Linked DNA regions of Homo sapiens: all the other regions are linked to region 3. Evidence: read pairs that join two places in POLR2A ChIA-PET (ENCODE). Cell type or tissue: Panc1. All regions are shown on one strand. Region 1 has its middle 120 kb from the start of NEBL-AS1. Region 2 has its middle 140 kb from the start of NEBL. Region 3 has its middle 98 kb from the start of LINC02643.

The links. Peaks named below come from ENCODE experiments on the same cell type or tissue, not always from the same donor. Only the 100,000 strongest peaks of a DNase experiment are listed, where the experiment ranks them.
Region 1: POLR2A ChIA-PET joins it to region 3 with 10 read pairs; 4 of 35 experiments call an interaction of 5 or more read pairs at or near these places.
Region 2: POLR2A ChIA-PET joins it to region 3 with 24 read pairs; 3 of 35 experiments call an interaction of 5 or more read pairs at or near these places.

Annotation. Positions count from the first base shown.
Region 1 is chr10:21,056,759-21,060,758 of GRCh38, reverse strand. It overlaps a transcript of NEBL not described here. Among named protein-coding and RNA genes, the nearest start is that of NEBL-AS1, 120 kb to the left of the region's middle. In Panc1, no CTCF peak of the experiment used is centred here; no DNase peak of the experiment used is centred here.
Region 2 is chr10:21,032,947-21,036,946 of GRCh38, reverse strand. It overlaps a transcript of NEBL not described here. Among named protein-coding and RNA genes, the nearest start is that of NEBL, 140 kb to the right of the region's middle. RefSeq lists a silencer at 3,171-3,347. In Panc1, no CTCF peak of the experiment used is centred here; no DNase peak of the experiment used is centred here.
Region 3 is chr10:21,272,792-21,276,791 of GRCh38, reverse strand. It overlaps a transcript of NEBL not described here. Among named protein-coding and RNA genes, the nearest start is that of LINC02643, 98 kb to the left of the region's middle. In Panc1, no CTCF peak of the experiment used is centred here; no DNase peak of the experiment used is centred here; H3K27ac peaks cover 3,885 bases.

The DNA of each region.
Region 1 (4,000 bases), 220 kb after region 3:
GGGGTAAGGATGAGAATTAGATTGAAATGGAAGAGAGAATGGAAACAGAGGAGTTAGAGAAGGCAAGCATAGAGAGGTTTTTGAAGAGTTTTGCATACAGGGAAGAGAAAAATGGGAGGTGGCAGAGGAGGAACCAGTGTTCCAGGGGATTTTTAAAAAAAATGAGATAAATAAAACCATTTTAAAATATATGAGCCAGTAGAGGGGGAAAATATTACAGGAAAAGGAGACAGTTTGTAGAGTGATGTCTTTGAGTAGGCAAGAGGGTGTACGATATAATAGCTGTGCAGAATAAGGCTGGTTTAACAAGCAATCCAGATGATTCTGATACACGCTCAAGTTTGAGAACCACCATTCCAGGTAATCTCTAGGACTCTCTAAAATTCTGTGCCTTGTGATGACTTTTACCCCATTAGCTGAAAATGAAACCCCCTCTTTTGTTTTGAATGTTGATACTGCCTAATGTATATGAAGAATGAGTCGAGATGGAATGTGACCACATGTATTACAGGCAGATGTGCTGTGGGGAGTGGTAGCTCTCCATCTGTGCTTTACACTGAGAGGCTTAATCAGCTGTACTGTCTCTTTAAACTATAACTTCTGTCATTTAGAAGCACCTCTTCATCATTGCCTGGGAGATCTGGCTGCATCTCCAGCTGCTATTTTTTAGATGACCGGGCATTAAACCCTAGCATAGTGAAGAGAGTGTCACAGGGACTTAAAATATTTGTATTTGGCAGAACCCAAAGGCTGTATGACAAATTAATGTCTCAGTACCCCAATGCTATTGTATCAAATTGTTGTATATCAAGTTTCCTTAAAATATGACCTAGTATTTTCATTGAAACCTTCCCAAAGAAGGATCCCCAGTTTGGAGTGTCTGGCCATCTTATGACTTTATTTTGTTCCTCATAAATTGGAGCTGTAGATTGGCATTATCACTGTAAGATAACCTTAATTCTAAAACTCACAGTTAACAAAATGGCCACACTTTCTTTCTCAAGTCAATTAAAGTTGATTTTAATTTTCCTAATGTTACATGACTGAAAAAAGTTGAGACAATGGAAAGAGTTTTAATCAACGCAGTAAATAACCTGAGTTTTAATAAAATAACTTGGTGTGAACAAATGTTTGGCTGGCACAGAGCATTATGCTTTTCCAGCTGTTAAAATTAATTTGAGAATATTTATTTTGCTTTATTTGGTAGAAAGTATAAGGTTGTTAACGTTGTATATTCAAGAGGTCATTCCCCTTCCTCCCCTTTGAAGTAGTCACAAAGTATTTGAAGTGCCTTTTGATACTAGAAAGTGATTTCCCTAGTTTCTCTGAACATATCTAAGGAAATTTGGAATGAGACTTGCCCTTTAGTATTCTGGGATTTTGTTAATTGTCCATCTGTTAATGTCAATGTTAACATTTTCATCCTGGAACTTTCACTCAGCATCCAACAGATAGAGTGCCTGTGCCCAGCACAAGTGGTGCAGACCATACGGAGTGCCTGGGTTGGTGGAATGGCACCCAGAAAATAACATCTGTAATTCATACAACATGATAAGAGCAATGACAGACGCAGGTGCAGGGTGCTTAGGCTGAACAAGTGAGGGGGGCTTCACCCCGACTGCTGGGGGTGGTGGTTAATAGTAAGCTTGATAAATGGGGGTGAGTGATAGTAAAGCCTGTCTAATATGTAATCTTTTAAATCATTTATAATAACATGGATTATAATCTTTCATGTTTTAATATTTAATTACTTTTATACCCATCTGTTTTATCATCACAAACACCCAATATATAGGCAGATCAAGAAAGAAAATCAAGGCTTAGAACCTTTGACCTGCTCAACTTTACACAATTAGTAGGAGCCAAACCTAATACTCAGCACATCTGAATCCTGGTCTAAATGTTTTGTACCTATAGTTAAGGAAATGAACTATGATTGATTTCAGAATTGGTTCTGAAATGAACTAAATTATATACTAGACCAATTTACAGTTCAGCAGTAATTTAAAGGATGTTTGAAATGTCTTTAAGTTCCCTTGAAATTGTGAACCTTTACATGCAACTCTGATATTATAATTGGGAACTTTTAAGAAAGTTTAGCTTGAGATTGATGACTGAGACAATTTTGTATTTAATGTTGCATTTGATAAACATGCCATTAAATAATGTTGTTTCTTTTACAAGTTGTTTTTTTTTAATACACTACAAAACTTTATCTACACTGTCATTGTTTCCAAAGTAGAAGGTTTTGGCTTATAGGTTTTCAACTTGTTCTTTTTCTTTCCTTTTTTTCTCCATATTTTAAAGCCTTATATTTATAAGAAATTGAAGCTGTTTTGTGTGTGTTTGAAATTTTTTTGTTTGCTTAATTTAAAACTTGCAGTGAAAGTTGATCTAATGGAACAGTTTAATGCCAAGTTTAGCTTAAAGCACCTTCCAAAAGTCCAAAAGAGCAAGAATGGATTATATCTATGCTCTCCTTGGCCAGGGAGAATGCTATGCTCTCAGGACTGCAGGCAGAATGCAAGGACACAAGTCTAGCATGTCTGAACTAACCCTGGCTCCTGACCAAAATGAAAAGACCCAGTGAACAATGGCACTGGTAGCCACATTCCAAAACCCCTGGAATGAAAGTTATTCACATTGATAGTAGCTGTTAGTAGTATCATTTCTGAGAAAACATGCTGAGCTGATTGCAACTGGCTGTAAAAATGACATGAAATTTGCCCTGTTTTCAAAGTGATGTATCTCTCAGAAAAAATAGATGGAAAGTCAGAACTTTCCCTTTTGATGGTGGAGTAAGCTGGTGTTCACGATTATATGATTTACTGATGAAATTCGGAAATGCAAAAATAAGTCTGGCTTTAAATATCCTTTTCATGTCATGTTAAGTTATGAATAAATTAACAGATCAGGGCCAGGTGCAGTGGCTCACTTTGGGAGACCAAGGCGGGCTGATGGCTTGAGCTCAGGAGTTTGAGACCAGCCTGGGCAACATGGCAAAATTCTGTCTCTATAAAAAATATACAAAAAATACAAAAATAAGCTGGGTGTGCTGGTGCGCTCCTGTAGTCCCAGCTGTTCAGGAAGCTGAGGTGGGAGGATTGCTCGAGCCTCGGAGGCAGAGGTTGCCGTGAGCCAAGTTCACGCTACTGCACTCCAGCCTGGGCGACAGAGCCAGACCCCGTCTCAAAAAAAAAAAAAAAAAAAAAAAAAGGAATTTCATTGGCTATTAGGTATCATTTAGATTCTTAACAGAATTTCAGATTTGAAAACTAGTTTGTAGTAACCTTTACCTCTAGTGACACACAGTTAAGATAAAGGTCCCAAATGGTTTTTCTCGGTGTTGCTTGGTGTTTCTTTGATATGTGCAAGGTCCCTTTGATGCCTGTTTTCCACATCTTGCTTTTTTGTTTTACCTGAGATGCTGCATCTCCCTGCTATTAATACTACTTACACACATTACTCTGCCTTACCGCCAAAAGTCAAAGAGCAACCCTTCCCGGGAGACTGTTCTCCCAACCAGGTGTCATCTCCCTTTTCTCTGAAACCCCATATAACCTCTCTGTTATTTTAAATAAGATTTTAGATGTGAAAGCCCGGCATAAGATCTGGGACATAGGCACCCAGAAATCTCAGCTTAACCACTTGTTTTATCTTATTTTGTGGCCACTTGTATATATGACTATTTTGCTTTTGGCATTTAATGGAGTAAACTTGACTTTTCTACCTGTTTTTTTAAATAATACTTTATTTGATAAATATATCATATATGCAAAAAGCTTTAAATTGAATGCACAGTTTAAAGAATCATAAAATGAGCACTTTTGTCTTTGACTCCGAGCTTAAGAAAGGGATTAGCTGTACTGCATGGAGCCCTCCCTGACCACACCTCCTCCCTCCTGGATGAACCACCATCCTGAATTTTGTGGTTATAATTTCCTTGCTTTCTTTTATAGTTAATCTGCATGTGGACGATTTTGTGATTTGCTTTCTTTCT
Region 2 (4,000 bases), 240 kb after region 3:
ACAAACAAAAGCAAGGAGGGCTGTATTCCAGGGGTCAAGAGCTTTAGAATATTCTACGCTTGAGTAGTGTTGCTCCCCCTACCTGGTGTCTGATGTGGAGATACCCAAGTCACCTCCAGGCCTAATATTCCTCATCTCTGGCCTCAAGACAGGGTATGTCCATGCTCAGGCGGATGGTTCACTTTCTGTAGAGACAAGCTTAAATCTGTACCTGGGGTAGATGCCTCTTCTGCTGGAGGAACGTGCTTTGCTTATATGGAGTAAAAGGAGGGTGCAAAGGACCTGAGTAGCCAGCTGATCTGAATGCACTTTTTGAATAGCCTGGCCATTGTGGGCCTGGTGACATTTCCAGAGCCCCTATCTGTCTGATATCATTGGCTGTTTTGTTTTTCTATCAATCTGCTCCTATTCATTGACTATCAACTAAGGGGTCTTCCTTCTTTCCTTTCTACTGTCAATGCTTTTATTCTTTATTTTTTAAAGTTTTAAATTTGAGACAGATCCTTGCCGTGTTGCCCAGACTGGAGTGCAGAGGTGCAATTATGGCTCACTGCAGGCTCGACCTCCCAGGATCAAATGACCCTCCCACCTAAGCCTCCCGAGTAGCTGGGACCAGAGGTGTACACCAGCACGCCTGGCTAATTTGAGAATTTTTTGTAGAAAGGAGGTCTTGCTATGTTGCCCACGTTGGTCTCTGGGATCAAGCAATCCTCCTGCCTCGGCCTCCCAAAATGCTGTGATTTTAGGCATGAGCCACTGTGCCTGTCCTTTTCTTTCTTTTTTCTTTTGAGACTCCAGCTGTGTCCCCCAGGCTGGAGTGCAGTGATGTGATCTTGGCTCACTGCACCTTCTGCCCCCTGGGTTCAAGTGATTCTCCTGCCTCGGCTCCCTGAGTAGCTGGGATTACAGGTGCGCGCCACCATGCCCAGCTGATTTTTGTATTTTTGGTGGAAATGGGATTTCACCATGTTGGCCAGGCTTGTCTCGAGCTTTTGACCTCAAGTGATCCGCTCACCTCAGCCTCCCAAAGTGCTGGGATTACAGGCCTAAGCTACCGTGCCCAGCCCTTTTATTCTTTTAAACAACTCTCTTTCTTCCTGTCTCTGTATGTATGTACATGTTATATATGTATATATGTACATTTAAAAATATTTCAGCTGGGCTTTGGGTGGGAGGTTTGCCATTTGAGAAGAAAATGTGTATGATTTTGAAGGTAATAAGGATATTTATTTTAAAATATGGTGTCTAGTTCAGACCTTCCACAAAGTTCTTCTTTTCTTCCTATGCCATTATCCTGTGATGGAAAAGGCTTAAAGCTGGACATCTTTCTCCTGATTCAAGGCACTGAACACAGCAGAAGTATAATGACCTATTGAGTTTTAGTTTAATTATATAATCGATGGCCAGGAATAAGTATATTTAAAGAAGAGCTGATATATTTTGTGATTAGATTCTGCCTTGAAGTACCTAGGAAGAAAGTGTGATTTGCTTATTGAGTTGCTTGGAAGAGGTGAGGAGAATAGTCGGGGTCACAGTAGTTGACAAGGTTGTACACAATGCTTAGTTCATTTTCTTTAACACATACTGTTGTAAAATATACTAATTTTGGGGGGCGGGGGGAAGGAGAGCATCAGAATAAATAGCTTGGGGGCTGGGCATGGTGGCTTATGCCTGTAATCCCAGCACTTTGGGAGGCCGAAGCGGGCAGATCACTTGAGGCCAGGAGTTTGAAAACAGCCTGGCCAACATGGTGAAACTCTGTCTCAGCTAAAAATACAAAAATTAGCCAGGCGTGGTGGCAGGCGCCTGCAATCCAGCTACTCAGGAGACTGAGACATGATAATCACTTGGGCCTGGCAGGTGGAGGTTACAGCGAGTTGAGATTGCACCACTGCACTCCAGCCTGGGCAACAGAGCTAGACTCCAGCCTGGGCAATGGAGTGAGACTCTGTCTCAAAAATAAATAAATAAATAAATAAATAAATAAATAAATAAATAAATAAGAATAAATAGCTAGTGCATGCTGGGCTTAACACCTAGGTGATGGGTTGACAGGTGCAGCAAATCACCATGGCAGATGTTTACCTGTGTAACAAACCTGCACATCCTGCACATGTACCCTGGAACTTAAAATAAAAATTTAAAAAAGATGCTAATTTTGGTATAATTTTTCCCTCCCTCAGTGCATCGATCCTGAAAAACCATATTTAAATGAATTTAATGTATAAAATTTGGAACTTAATAAATTGAAGTGCGTTAGACAGTTTCCTCCGTTAGACAGTTTCCTCCTCTCCCCAAGGACAGTTCTTTAACTCCATAGTGGAGGCCAATGATTACATAGATATTAGTCTGTTGAAATTGCTTTTGTAGTCATACAAGTTAGGAAATAACTGATCTGCAAATTGTCAAATAAGTAGAGTCTATGTATTGCAAGGAGGCTTATCCTGTGCTCTAGGATGTCTGGCAACAGGTGCCTGCGTTACTGTGCTGAGAAGAATGTTGGATCTTTTCTGGACTCTGCTGAGAGTGGTGTGATTAGTAATGTCTGCTCTGAGCACAGGAGGTAGCCCATAAGCTAGGCATAGATCAGTATGCCGGTGGTAGTGGTTGTTCTTGTTATTTTTATTGTTAATTATTAGTTTTCCACAATTTATTTAGCTTATTTATTATTTTGGGCCATACATTTATAGACCATAGTATTTTAATGGAAAATATATACCTGAATGTAATATGGTATTTCTAGTTTTGTTTGGGTCTTTTTTTTTTTTTTTTTTTTTTTCGAGATAGGGTCTTGCTCTGTTGCCTAGGTTGGAGTGCAGTGGTACAATCACAGCTTACTGCAGCCTCAACCTCCCAGGCTCAAGCAATCCTTCCACCTCAGCCCCCCTAGTAGCTGAGACTACAGGTGTGTGCCATCACTCTCAGCTAATTTTTGTATTTTTTTGTAGAGATGAGTTTTCGCTATTTTGCCCAGGTTGGTCTCAAAGTCTCTGACTTAAGCAATCCACCCGCCTCGGCCTCCCAAAATGCTGGGAGTACCAGCGTGAGCCACTGTGCCCAGACTGGTGTTTTTTAAAGAAATAATTTATTTGAAGATGTAGTTTTATATTGAGAGCCAAACGAGAGCCATATCATAAGAGCCAAGTGAGATATTGATATTTTATCATACAATTTTCTTTTCTTTTCTTTCTTTTTTTTTTTTTTTCGGAGACAAAGTCTCGCTCTTGTTGCCAGGCTGGAGTGCAGTGGTGCAATCTTGACTCACTGCAACCTCTGCCTCCCAGGTTCAAGTGATTCTCCTGCCTCAGCCTCCCGAGTAGCTGGGACTACAGGTGCACACCGCCATGCCTGGCTAATTTTTGTATGTTTAGTAGAGATGGGACAATTTTCAATAAGAGATTTCTGTTCTACATGGATGAATTTTGAGAGTGACAGAGATTTAAGTTTTAATATTTGTGATATATTCTTATAAGTGGGAACTAAACATTTACACATTTATGTACATCTACACATGGTCTTTTCTTAAAAATAGAATTATTTTATGGTTTTCCCCCATCTTTAGGCTTTAAATAATTATTTTTGTTCATATTGCACATTTGCTATAGGTATGATACTTATTTATTATCTTTATCAAAGGAATCGAATGTGATCCTTCTTGTGCTTCTAATGTTCTGTTTTCTTATAAACTTTGTTTTGATATTTTTCAGAGTATACTCATATCTTAGATACTCGAGTCCCAAATCTGCGTGTGTTTCTCTTGGCTGTAATCAACAGTGCCGGTTGGTGTTCCTGGGCACAAATCACAGGGCTGCTCGATGTCACACATTTCCTTGTTTGTGTATTCCCGTGATCAATATCAGCAACAGCACAGGGAATAGACTCTCTTCCACTAGCTCATATTTTTCTTAAACAATATGTAGGTGTGTGTGTGTGTGTATTAATTTCTCACCTTTTACACCATAATTCAAAATCTAGGTGACATGTTTCAATAGCCGATAAG
Region 3 (4,000 bases):
TCCCCATGTTGGCCGGGCTGGTCTCGAACTCTTGGCCTCAAGTGATCTGCCTGCTTTGGCCTCCCAAAGCTCTAGGGTTACAGACATGAGTCATCACTCCTGGCCTCTGGCTAATTTTTGTATATTTTTGTAGAGATGGGGTTTTGACATATTGCTCAGGCTGGTCTCAAACTTCTGAACTCAAGAGATCCATCCACCTCGGCCTCCCAAAGGCTGGGATTATAGGCATGAGCCATCATACTCGAGTGGCAATCAGTTTTGACCAACAAACTACCATATTCTACTTGTGGCTCAGTTTTGGTGAGAAGAGGCTTCTGTGAGGAAGGGGTAGAAGATTATAGGAAGTGTGGGTCTCAAGGCAAGGAACTTGAAAAGCCACACCAGGGCTACACTAGGGGTTGGTGGGTGGAGGGTTGTGGTGGGATGAAGCCCAAGGTGTGGGTTAACCTCACAACAGCAGAGCCTGGACATGTAGAAGAAAAATTCTAGGTTTTTATAAGCACAGAAAGGTGGTAAGTTGGGCTGGGCGTGGTGGCTCACGCCTGTAATCCCAGCTCTTTGGGAGGCTATGGTGGGCAGATCACTAGAGGTCAGGAGTTTGAGACCAGCCTGCCCAACATGGTGGAACGCTGTCTCCACTAAAAATACAAAAAATTAGCCAGGCATGGTTGTGCACACCTGTAGTTTCATCTACTCAGGAGGCTGAGGCATGACAATCGCTTGAACCTAGGAGGCGGAGGTCAGAATGAGTTGAGATCACACCACTGCACTTCAGTCTGGGCAACAGAGTGAGGCTCTGTCTTTAAAAAAAAAAAAAAAAAAAGAAAGGGCTGGCTGTGGTGGCTCACTCCTGTAATCCCAATCCCAGCACTTTGGGAGGCTGAGGCAGGCAGATCGCCTGAGGTCGGGAATTCAAGACCAGCCTGACCAATATGGAGAAACCCCGTCTCTACTAAAAATACAAAAAAAAAAAAAAAAAAAAAATTAGCTGGGTGTGGTGGCACTTGCCTGTAATCCCAGCTACTCGGGAGGCCGAGGCAGGAGAATTGCTTGAACCCAGGAGGCAGAGGTTGCGGTGAGCCAAGATTCCGTCATTGCACTCCAGCCTTGGCAACAAGAGCAAAACTCTGTCTCAAAAAAAAAAAAAAAAAAAAGCTGGTAATGTGATGAGTCTATGTTAGTTCAGGTTTTACAAAAGCAAACAAGACACATGGGTGCAAGTAGGTTTTGCAGAGGTGATCTCAGGAAATATTAGGAGGAGTGAGGACACGAAAAACAGAGAGGAGGAAAACCTGCAAAGTGGGTTTCGTGAGTGGGCACTCTGCACCACTCGGGCTCAGTGAGAGGAACTCTCGGAGACCCCTATTTTGGAGTCATCCCACTTAAGGTCTGGAAGCTGGGGAAACTTGTCCAAATCTAGTGATTGAAGGTTGCTCTGGTAATGTTTTCTGCTGGGGTCAAGCCTGAGACAGAAAACGCCCATAGGAAGAGAGATGCAGAAAGCCAGTGTATTTATTAAAAGCTTAAAATGGCTTAAAACAGCACACATTCATTAGCTTATAGTTTCTGGGAGTCAGGACCTGGGCATGATTTAGTTGAGAGATGCTCTGCTCCAGGGTCGCTCATGAGGCCGCGATAAAGCTGTTGAGCAGGGTGGGGTGGGCATCTCATCTGAAGGCTCAGCTGGGGAAGAATCCACCTCTAAATTCACTTGCATGGTGGTGGGCAGAATTTACAGTTAGCCCTTGAACAACACAGGCGTGAACTTCATGGGTCCACTTACACATGGACTTTCTTCCTCCTCTGCCTTCCCTGAGACAGCAAAACCAACCCCTCCTCCTCTTCCTTCTCCTCAGCCTACTCAATGTGAAGATGATGAGGATGAAGACCTTTATGATGATCCACTTCCACTCAATGAATAGTCAATATATTTTCTTTTTAAATTTTATTTTAAAATAATTAATATTAATAATTTAAATTAAAAAAAGCAAATATTTTTTCCTTATGATTCTTAAATAACATTTTTCTTTTCTCTAGCATACTGTATTGTAAGAATATAGTGTATAGGCTGGGTGTGGTGGCTCAAACTTGTAATCCCAGCACTTTGGGAGGCCAAGTCGGGTGGAACACTTGAGGCCAGGGGTTCGAGACCAGGCTGGCCAACATGATGAAACCCTGTCTCTACTAAAAATGCAAAAATTAGCCAGGAGTGGAGGTGCATTCATGTAATCCCAGCTACTCGGGAGGCTGAGGCACGAGAATTGTTTGAGCCTGGGAAGTGGAGGTTGCAGTGAGCTGAGATCATGCCATTGCACTCCAGCCTGGGCAACAGAGGGAAATTGTGTCTCAAAAATAGATAAATAATACTAACTAACTAAATAAAACGCAGTGTATAATGCATAGAACATAGGAAATATGTGTTAATCGACTATGTGATTGGTAAGGCTTCTTGTCAACAGCAGGACATTAGTAGTTAAGCTTTTGGGAAGTCAAAAGTTATACATGGATTTTTCTGACTCTGTCTGGGGCCATCACCCATAACTCCTGCATTGTTTAAGGGTCCACTGTATTTCCTGCAAGGATGTTGGACTGAGAACCTGGGCTCCTTCTTGGCTGTTGGCTGGATTTTGCCCTCACTTTCTTGTTACTGGGCCTCTCTAAACCGGCACCTTGCTTTCAAAGCAAGAAAATCTTCTCACAAAATGGTAGTTAGAATGTTTTATAACCTACTCATGGAAGTAACATCCCCTCAGCATTGCCATATTCTATTGGTCAGATGCAAGTTACTCAAGGAGATCACAAGGGCCATGAACATTGAAAGATGGGTCTCCTTGGAGCCATCTTAGAGGCTGCCTGGCAGAGCTAGCGTGGGCAGAGGGAATGTGAGCAGGACTTACAGCATCTGCTGCAGGGGTAAGCAAATTCTGGTGAAGGAGAAGGGGTGTTGGTAAGGAAAGGTCAAGGGTAAATTATCTGTGTATAGAGATAAGCTGAGAACCCTGGGAGCCTTTGGTCCCAGACAGTGAGATCCACCCCTCAGCTGGGCAGAGCACTTAGCAACTCCCTGGTTCCTGGGTCTGAGCCCCTGAGGGCAGGACTAGAAGCTGCATCTTAAGGGATGTGCTGCTCTCTGCCAGGCGGTCTTTCTTGTGTTTCCCTGGAGAATCCTCATGGCTGGTCCACAGAGCAACACTTGGCAGAGGCTGTAGGGTGTAGATAGGGAGGGACTGTCCACTTCCTCAGTGTCAACTGAACTGGAAACCACAGCCTCACAAATTGGATCTCAGCCCAAAGGCTGGTCAGTTCTACCAGCCCTGTGATGCTTAGCCCCTCTGTCTAGCTTCAGTGGGAGGAAGTCCCCTAGACTTGGAATACCCTCTGTCCCGCTCCCTCCAGGACTATTAGGAAATTTATTCTTATACAGAAATGAAATCTATTTCCCTGAAGCTCAATTCCCTCTTTCTCTTGGAGACCAGCTCTCCAAGGGAGAAATCTGCTGCTTGGGATCCTTCCTCCTGTTGAAATTTTACAGGTTGGTGCTCAAAGGTATAAATAGTGTCTTAGATGTGGTTGGTTTAGAGCAGATATGAGAGGGGCGAGAGGGAACTCTCACCTCCCCACAAACTGCCCTTCTATTAACCTCCTCCGAGGGCCCACAAGCTCCCAACCCTGTGGCTGTCCAATTTCATCATGTGGAACCTCCAATCAAGTAGATGACTCCAGTTGTCTTTGGTGAGCAGCTGCCAAGTCACATTTCCTCTTTCCTGTACCTAGATTTTTGTTTGTTTGTTTTGGTTGGGGCGGGGTGGCAGAGTAAGAAGGAGCCTTGTCTATTCTGTACATCCAAGAAGAGAGATGGCCAGCATGATCCTGGCTTCAAGGGACAATTTATCTTGCCATTTTATGGCACAATGACCATGATGGACATAATATCAATAAAGCAAAAAATGCACGCTCAACTGTCCAGGGAGGAGGAAGATAAAGGACAGTAAGAGCAACT